Regions from separate parts of the Homo sapiens genome. Here region 2 is linked to region 1. The links are chromatin contacts, found by Hi-C or POLR2A ChIA-PET in ENCODE. All regions are on one chromosome and are shown on one strand. The core of a region is the stretch at or near the end of the contact, and the rest is flanking DNA. Distances in the headings are between cores, read along the strand shown.

Evidence for each region. Hi-C counts contacts between places; a loop is a spot of excess contacts on that map. ChIA-PET counts read pairs that join two places held with the same protein, here RNA polymerase II (POLR2A). Pooled maps may share reads with other maps.
Region 2: a map of dorsolateral prefrontal cortex shows a loop between it and region 1 (11-fold over the local background). The contact joins the enhancer-like site here to the promoter of CPMER in region 1. A Hi-C loop is called at or near these places in 5 of 168 maps with a recorded cell type or tissue (dorsolateral prefrontal cortex, gastrocnemius medialis, psoas muscle and 1 more) and 4 of 50 pooled maps. POLR2A ChIA-PET finds 5 or more read pairs at or near these places in 1 of 52 experiments (MCF 10A).

Annotation. Positions count from the first base shown.
Region 1 is chr22:27,713,399-27,717,060 of GRCh38, reverse strand. It overlaps CPMER (cytoplasmic mesoderm regulator), which reads left to right and starts at 2,091. Exons shown (of 5, transcript NR_186699.1): 1 at 2,091-2,180.
Region 2 is chr22:27,640,506-27,644,167 of GRCh38, reverse strand. No RefSeq gene overlaps it. Among named protein-coding and RNA genes, the nearest start is that of CPMER, 73 kb to the left of the region's middle. RefSeq lists an enhancer at 1,247-2,180. Within about 2 kb of position 1,852, at least 3 of the 41 ENCODE cell types and tissues checked have a DNase peak (open chromatin) inside an H3K27ac peak, as active enhancers do; they include dorsolateral prefrontal cortex, gastrocnemius medialis and psoas muscle, where a contact is called at or near this core.

The sequences.
Region 1 (3,662 bases), core at 842-3,341:
TTTCTTCATAGATTATGCAGTCTCCGATAGTTCTTTATAGCAGTGTGAGAATGGGCTAACATAGACAGCAATCCAGGAAGCCCATAAAATAAGATGACAGGAGCAGAGTCTAGACCAGGTAGACCAGCCAGACAATGGAGGGGATTTTTCCTTGTTGCCTGTTGACTTGGAGAACAGCGTACCTTGGGATTTTCAAACTTTTTTGGAAACTTGAGTTCCTGAGAGGATCCTGGAGGCAATGGCAGGGTTCAAGTCCCCACTGACTCTGTTTTGACCTCCTTTCACAAATCTCTCCCAGAAGATTTTATTAGGAGGATATGTTTTGCAGCTAAAAAAAAAAAGTTTGAAAAACCCTATGTTTTGAAGTCAGGCTGCATATGTTCACAACCCTGCTCAGCCACAAAGCTGTGTGGCTTTGGGTAAATTACTTAACTTCTCTGAATGACTTAAATTCTTAGTTTCCTAATCTGTAAAATGGAAATAATAATTGCACTGACCTTCCAGTTGTTTTGAAGAATGTGGCAGATTGTGTTTTTCAAAGATGGTCATAACCACATCTCTCATTCCTTATGCCCTTGTAGAATCTCACCATTTTCTCATCAAGAAGTTGAGTGGAAGTTCCCTCTCCTTGAACTTGGGTGGGCATTTGAATTGCCTCAATCAGCAGAGTAGCATGGAGGTGATGCTATGACTTCTGAGGTTAGGTCATGACAATGCCATGCACTTGTGCCTGGTTCTCCTAAGTTACTCCTTCCCAGAACCTGGCTGCCATGTTGTGAGGAAGCCCAAGAAGCCCATGGAGAGGAATGGAGACCCACCCCCATGCCCCCAGTGGATAGCTCCTGCTGAGCTCCCAGCTAACAGCTAAAACCAATTTGCCAATCATGTGAGTGAGCTATTTTGGAGGTGGGTTCTCTGCCCCACAGTTAAGTTGTCTCAGCTGATGCCATGTGGAGCTGAGATGAGCTATCCCGCTGCACCCTGCATAAATTACAGATTATGATTGTTGTTGCTTTAAGGCACCATGTTTTGGGGTAATCTGTAATACAGCAGTAGATTACTGGAACAAGGAATAGGTAAGATAATGCACATGAAGTGCTTAGCACCGGACTAGGTGCATTAGAAGCACTTTTTACACAGGAGAAATTGAGCACAGAGACAGCGATGGTTTGGCCCAAGGTCACACAGCTACTGGACATGTTTTCCCGCTACTGCTTCTGCTTCTTCTCTGCATGGAGGTAGTGAGGATGTGACTGTTGAGTTCTGAGCTGATCCCAGGGCTGGGGGACTAGCTCCTCTCCCCGAAGACTGGCACCCATTGCTGAGAGCAGGGTTTATCAACCAGATCTGGGTATTTCCAGACAAGCTTGCTGCAAGTCACCTCCTCCCTGCCTCTTCCCTCCCAGGCCCTCAATGGCTGCCCCAGGAAGGTGGGGAAAAGTGGTTCGACTGGGCATTGGCAAGTGAAGGGCCCTGGAGGCGGGGAGGGGGCATCTCCTGGCACCAGCCCCTGCTTCCTGTCTGCCTGCAGCTCCTCTTCCCAAGCATGAGTGGCTTTGAGGGAGGATCTGGGTGACTCTTTCCTCTAGGCTTTAATAATACTGTTAATTAAGCAGCCAAGAGAAGAACACGGCTGGCGCCAGCGAGGGGACAATGGTCTGAAAAGGGAACAGAGAGACGCATCAACAGCTTCCCATGCAGGGCTTTCAAAAGAGCAGCTGTGGGGAGCAGGCGGGTGGGGGACAGAAGGGACACCGCCAGAGCCGATCGCAGTGTGGCTGGGCAGGGAGGCGCTGGGATGAGCCCATGCCAGCTGTCCAGCTGTGCTTCTCTCTGGCACCCCCTGCCTTCCCAGCTGGACGAGGGCTTCTCTGGAGCTTCTGGACAGGCTGGATGAAACAGGCAGCCAGAGGGCACCAGCTGGTCCACCCAGACCCCCCATGACACCTTATTTTGCCTCCATTTCCTCATCTACAAAATAGAAGGGTTGAACTAGTTTGCATTTCTTCTTATGTGCTGATCTCAATAGAAGGTGACTACTTGGAACGTTGACTTGAGAATTTAGAAGCCGAATCAATGCTCCACGGAGAAGCATGCTGGGATTGATTTGTGATGTCTGCCACGAATATAAGATTGGCCATTTGGGGCATGAATGCTATTCATGGATTGGATCTCCTAAGGTACATTCATTCAACCAATAAGTAGTTAAAAACCACCTACTAAGTGTAGGTCTTCTCACTCTCATCTAGTTTCCTCATTTATACAATGAGTACCTAGGGAGAAGTAGAGTCATCCCTCAGCATCCAGGGGGAATTTGTGCCAGGATACCACATGGGTATGAAAATCCACAGATGCTCAAGTCCTTTATATACAAAGGGAGTATTATCTGCATATAACCTACGCATATCCTCCCACATACTTTAAATCATTTCTAAACTAGTTATAATACCAATACAATGTAAATGCTATGTGAAGAGTTGTTATACTGTATTGTTTAGGGAATAATGACAAGGAAAAAAGTCATGTTCAGTACAGGCACAACCATCCATTTTATTTTTTCCAAATATTTTCACTCTGGTTTGTTGAGTCCATGGATGTGGAACCCACATATATGGAGGGCCAAGTGTACTTTCTTTTTCTCTGGGCTGTGATCTTTGGAGACAGAACAAATAGGAAGAAATCAGGGCCAAGAGAGAAGAGATATCAGGAGTGCTCAGAAGAAAGTGGTGGTATTTGCATATCGCCTTAAATCGGGTTGGCAAACCACAACCCCCGGGCTAATAAAGTTTGATTGGAATACGGCCACACCCACGTGTTTATGTATGGTCTGTGGTGCAGAGTTGAGTGGTAGGAGGGACAGAGAACTTATGGCTCACAAAGCCTAAAGTAGTTACTGTCTGGCTCTTTACAGGGAACCTTTGCCGACCCTGCTGTATACAATTCAAGGCATTTTCCCAGTCATCCTATCACTTGCTTTTCATGCCAACTCTCTGAGTTTAGCAGGGCAGACATTATGAAGTCCCATTTTCCGAAGAGGAAACTGCACCCCAGCCCCAGAAGGCCAGGCCTTGAACTTGAGCTTCCTATTTCTTTCCCTGGGCCCCCTTCTCCACGCTGCCTTCCATCTGACTCCAAAAGCTGCCAAGCTTTTTGATTTTGCTTCTGAAATCTCTGGCATCAGTCTCAGCCCCCAGTATCACTCACCTGATTGATGCTAACATCCTCCGGGATTTCTCCTTCTAAGCTATCTGATAGTGGCTAGAGAGGTTTTTCTTAAGCCCAAATCTAAATCAGGCCACTCCCTTGCTCAAAGCCCTCCCATAGCTCCCCCATGCTCCACTCCAAAGCCTGAGCTCTTTAGCATGATCTGTAAGGTCCCTGCTGCGCTTGGAGCCTCCCCTCTTCCCTGTGTATTCTGGAGGCATGTTGCTCCTTTGCTCCTCCCAGGAATTTCTCTCCACCCCTTCACACAGGATTTCTCGTTGCTAAGACCTCATTCTTTAAGGCTCAACTCAGTTCATGAGCCTTCTCTGCTCCCTCCCCATGTTCAGCCAGGTTAGTGCCTCCCCTGCCCATACTGACCTGGCCATTTGGGGCGTGAAGGCTATCCATGGATCGGATCTCTGAAGGTCCACTCATTCAACCAATAAGCAGTTAAAAAC
Region 2 (3,662 bases), core at 603-3,102, 73 kb after region 1:
TGACGCTCCAGTTGACACACTGTCACTGCGATAGACTATTCCGCAGTATGAATATGTCACTACTCATTGAGTCATCTTTCCGGTGATGGACACTTAGGTTGTTTCCAATTTTTTTTTCTCTTACCACCCAAGCTGTAGGAACTTTCTTATACCAGTCGACACCCCTGGACTCCAGTGTTTTCTAAAAGAAAAGCACCTGGCGACAGAAAGCCAATACTATCTGTCAAATTGCCCAACATGGTCTACAATGACGACGATGATGATGTTGAAAAAAAAATAGCTCCGGGGACTGAGGGCTTCTTTCATGTAGGATCATTCCAGTCACATTAGCCCACCACCTCCTTTCCATCCTCATATGATAAAAGGTAGACTCCAGGATTGTTCTCACGTAGCAGACACAGGCCCGGAGAACAGGGAGGTTAAGCAGGTTCCCTAAGGCCACTCGACTAGGAAGGGACAGCTGGAATGCCAACCTGGACACTCTGAGCGTCGCCACTGCACTGCCTGGTCCCTCTCTCTCCATAGCTCTGCTCCATCAGAGTGTTCTCATTATATCCCTTAAACACCCTCAGCATGGTCCTGCCTCTAAGCATTCACACCAGCTGTTCCCTCTGTCCAGAATGCTTTTCCAGTCTCATCTCCAAGGCTGCCTCTCAGACCCTTCCTGGATCCTTTCCTCCTTTCTTTTCTCTCTTGTTTTTTTTTTTTGAGTTAGGGTCTTGCTCTGTCTCTCAGTGTAGTGGTATGATCATAGCTCAATACAGCTTCAACCTTCCTGGGCTCAAGCGATCCTTCCATTTCAGCATCCTGAATAGCTGGGACTGCAGGCATGCACCACCATGCTCAGCTAATTTTTTGATTTTTTTGTAGAGACCAGGTTTCACCATGTTGCCCAGGCTGGTCTTCAACTCCTAGGCTCAAGTGATCCACCAGCCTCAGCCCCACAAAGTGCTGGGATTACAGGCGTCAGCCACTGTGTCCCACCTCTGGGCAGTTTCTTGATCTCATTTATGGCTATAACCTAGCCTAGCATGGCACAGACTATTGTAGATGCTCAGTAAGTGATACTTTGACAGAGTGCTTGCACCATGCCAGGCTCTGGGCTGAGTGCTTTGCAGATATAAGCTCATTTCACCTTCACAATTATCCCTTGAAGTGGGAAGATGGTTTTCATTATACACCAAGGAGGAAGAGGAGGAAGAGGATCAGGGGCTCTCAGAGGCATTAAGTAACTTGCCCAGTGCACGCAACAAGGGAAAGCAGAGGCCAGATTTGGAACCAGGTCTGCCCTGCTCCATCTCGCCACTGCCTCTCCATGTCTTCCTGGGGACTTGAGCATCACAGAACTCACATATCAGAGTTTGGTGATGACGCCTTCACTTCACAAGAGGGGAAAGTGAGGCCCAGAGAAGGACCAGGACTTGCCCAGGATCACCCAGCGAGTTGGTAGCAGATAAGGTCAAGCTCTTGTAAACTCCTGGACTTCCCAGGCCACTGTGACCCTGGCCACGCTGGCTTGGTATCCATGGCCCATCAGAATGAGGGTGACATGTGCTGCATCTCTCTCTCCACATTGGGGGCCGCTGGCCAGGGATGTGGCTGAGAAGGTAAAGCGAGAAGCCTGGATCAGAGATGTGTCTGTCACTGTGACGGGACGCTCAAGGCAGATCCATTATTCAGGTCATCAGGCTGGAGCCACCAGGCAGGCGAGGGAGGCCTGCTGCAGCCGGACGGTCAGCTGGCAGGGCCGAGGGGGGGCTGCAGGTCCCCGGGAGCTGTCACTGCTGACTGATGGATGGGGACAGCTTCCAGTCGCCGGCCATCCCCGCCACGAGCCCCGTGGCCATCTCTGCGGCCGCCCACGCTGGCCTCCCGCCCGGCGCCTTGCTTTGAACGTCCACAAGGCCTTTTGTTCTCGCAGCAGGAGCTGGGCAGGCAGCGTTGAGGGGCCCCTTTCAGAGGAAGGAGCCGCCTGCTGGGGCCTCCCCCTGCCCTCGACCCCTGCTGTGTTCCTCTAATTACCTGTGGGCAGGAGGGGCTGGCTGAGGGGTCCAGCTGAGCCCTGAGGAATCTGCTGGGGGAGGGGGTGGTGACGGTGGTGTGGCCATAGAGGCCTCAAATTCCAACCCAAAGAGATCGTCCCGATCACAAATTGGAAACTGAGTCCCGGAGAGGGCAACTGCCTTGCTTGAGGTCACACAGCGAGTTAGAAGTAGGGCTTGGTCTGGACCCAGGGGTGTTTTGACTCCCCAAGGTAAGAGGTGGGAAGAGAACTGGTGCTTAATAATTTTGAACACCTACTTGACACCTGCCATCTTATTGAATCAGGTCCTTCACTTCCCAGCTCCGGGTCCTCAGGCAGGTCAATTTCCTCTCTCAGCCCCGGTTTCTTCATCTATGCAACACACTTATTTACCAAGGACCTTTTCTATTCAAGACCATGACGAGACATAAATTAGACATGGTCTCTAGCCTCAAGGAGCCCACCAATAGAGGGAGTCTGTAGATGACTTGGCACCCGTGGTAAGTGCTGGGGTGCATGGGTGGAGATGGCTGTGGGGCCTCACAGGGGACAGGAGGGGCCCACGGAGGGCACAGTGTCTGCTGATTTTATCCAGGGAGGTGGCTTTGAAGAGCTGCAGATGATCTCCTGGCTGTGAGGAGCCACTGGAGGAGCTGAGGCAGAGGCAGGGGGTAGCCAGGAGTCTACTGGAAAGGTCCAGGCAAGAGGTGATGAGGGCTAGGTCAAGCGGCAGTCCCTGAACCTTCACACAGTCTGGACTTTGAACCAGTGGGCCTCAGACTCTTGGTGTAGCTGCTTTTTGGTGGTTCCTTAAAAAGCTAAACATAGATTTGCCGTATGACCCAGCAATACCACTCCTGGGAATATGCCCAAAGGAATTGTAAACAGATACTTGAACAGATACTTGTACACCCGTGCTTGTAGCAGCATTATTCATAGTAGGCAAGCTGTGGAAACAGCCTAGGTGTCTATCTACGGATAAATGGATAAACAAAATGTGGCATATCCATACAATGGAATCTTGTTCAGCCATATAAAGGAATGAAGTTCTGATACATGCTACAACATGAATGTACCTTGAAAACATTATGCTAAGTGAAAGAAGCCAGACACAGAAGGACAAATATTGCGTGATTCCACTCATGTGAAATATCTACAATAGGCAAATTCACAGAGACAGAAAGTGGTTAATAGGGGGCAGGGGGAGGGGGAAATAGGAGAGTTACTGCTTAATAGGTACAGAGTTTCTTTTTGGGGTGATCAAAAAGTTTTAGAAATAGACAGTTGTGGCTGGGCATGGTGGCTCATGCCTGTAATCCCAGTACTTTGGGAGGCAGAGGTGGGTGGATCACATGAGCCCAGGAGTTCGAGACCAGCCTGGGCAACATGGCAAAACCCTGTCTCTAAAAAAAATACAAAAATTATCTGGGCATGGTGGTGTGTGCCTGTAATCCCAGCTGCTTGGGAAGCTGAGGTGGGAATATCCCTGAGAGTGGGAGGCAGAGGTTGCAGTGAGCTGAGATCACGCCACTGCACTCCAGCCTGGGTGAGAGAGCGAGACCCTGTGTCAAAAAAAAAAAAAAAAAAAAAAGAGAGAGAGATGGGGTGATGGTTGTGTGACATTATGAATGTACTTAAT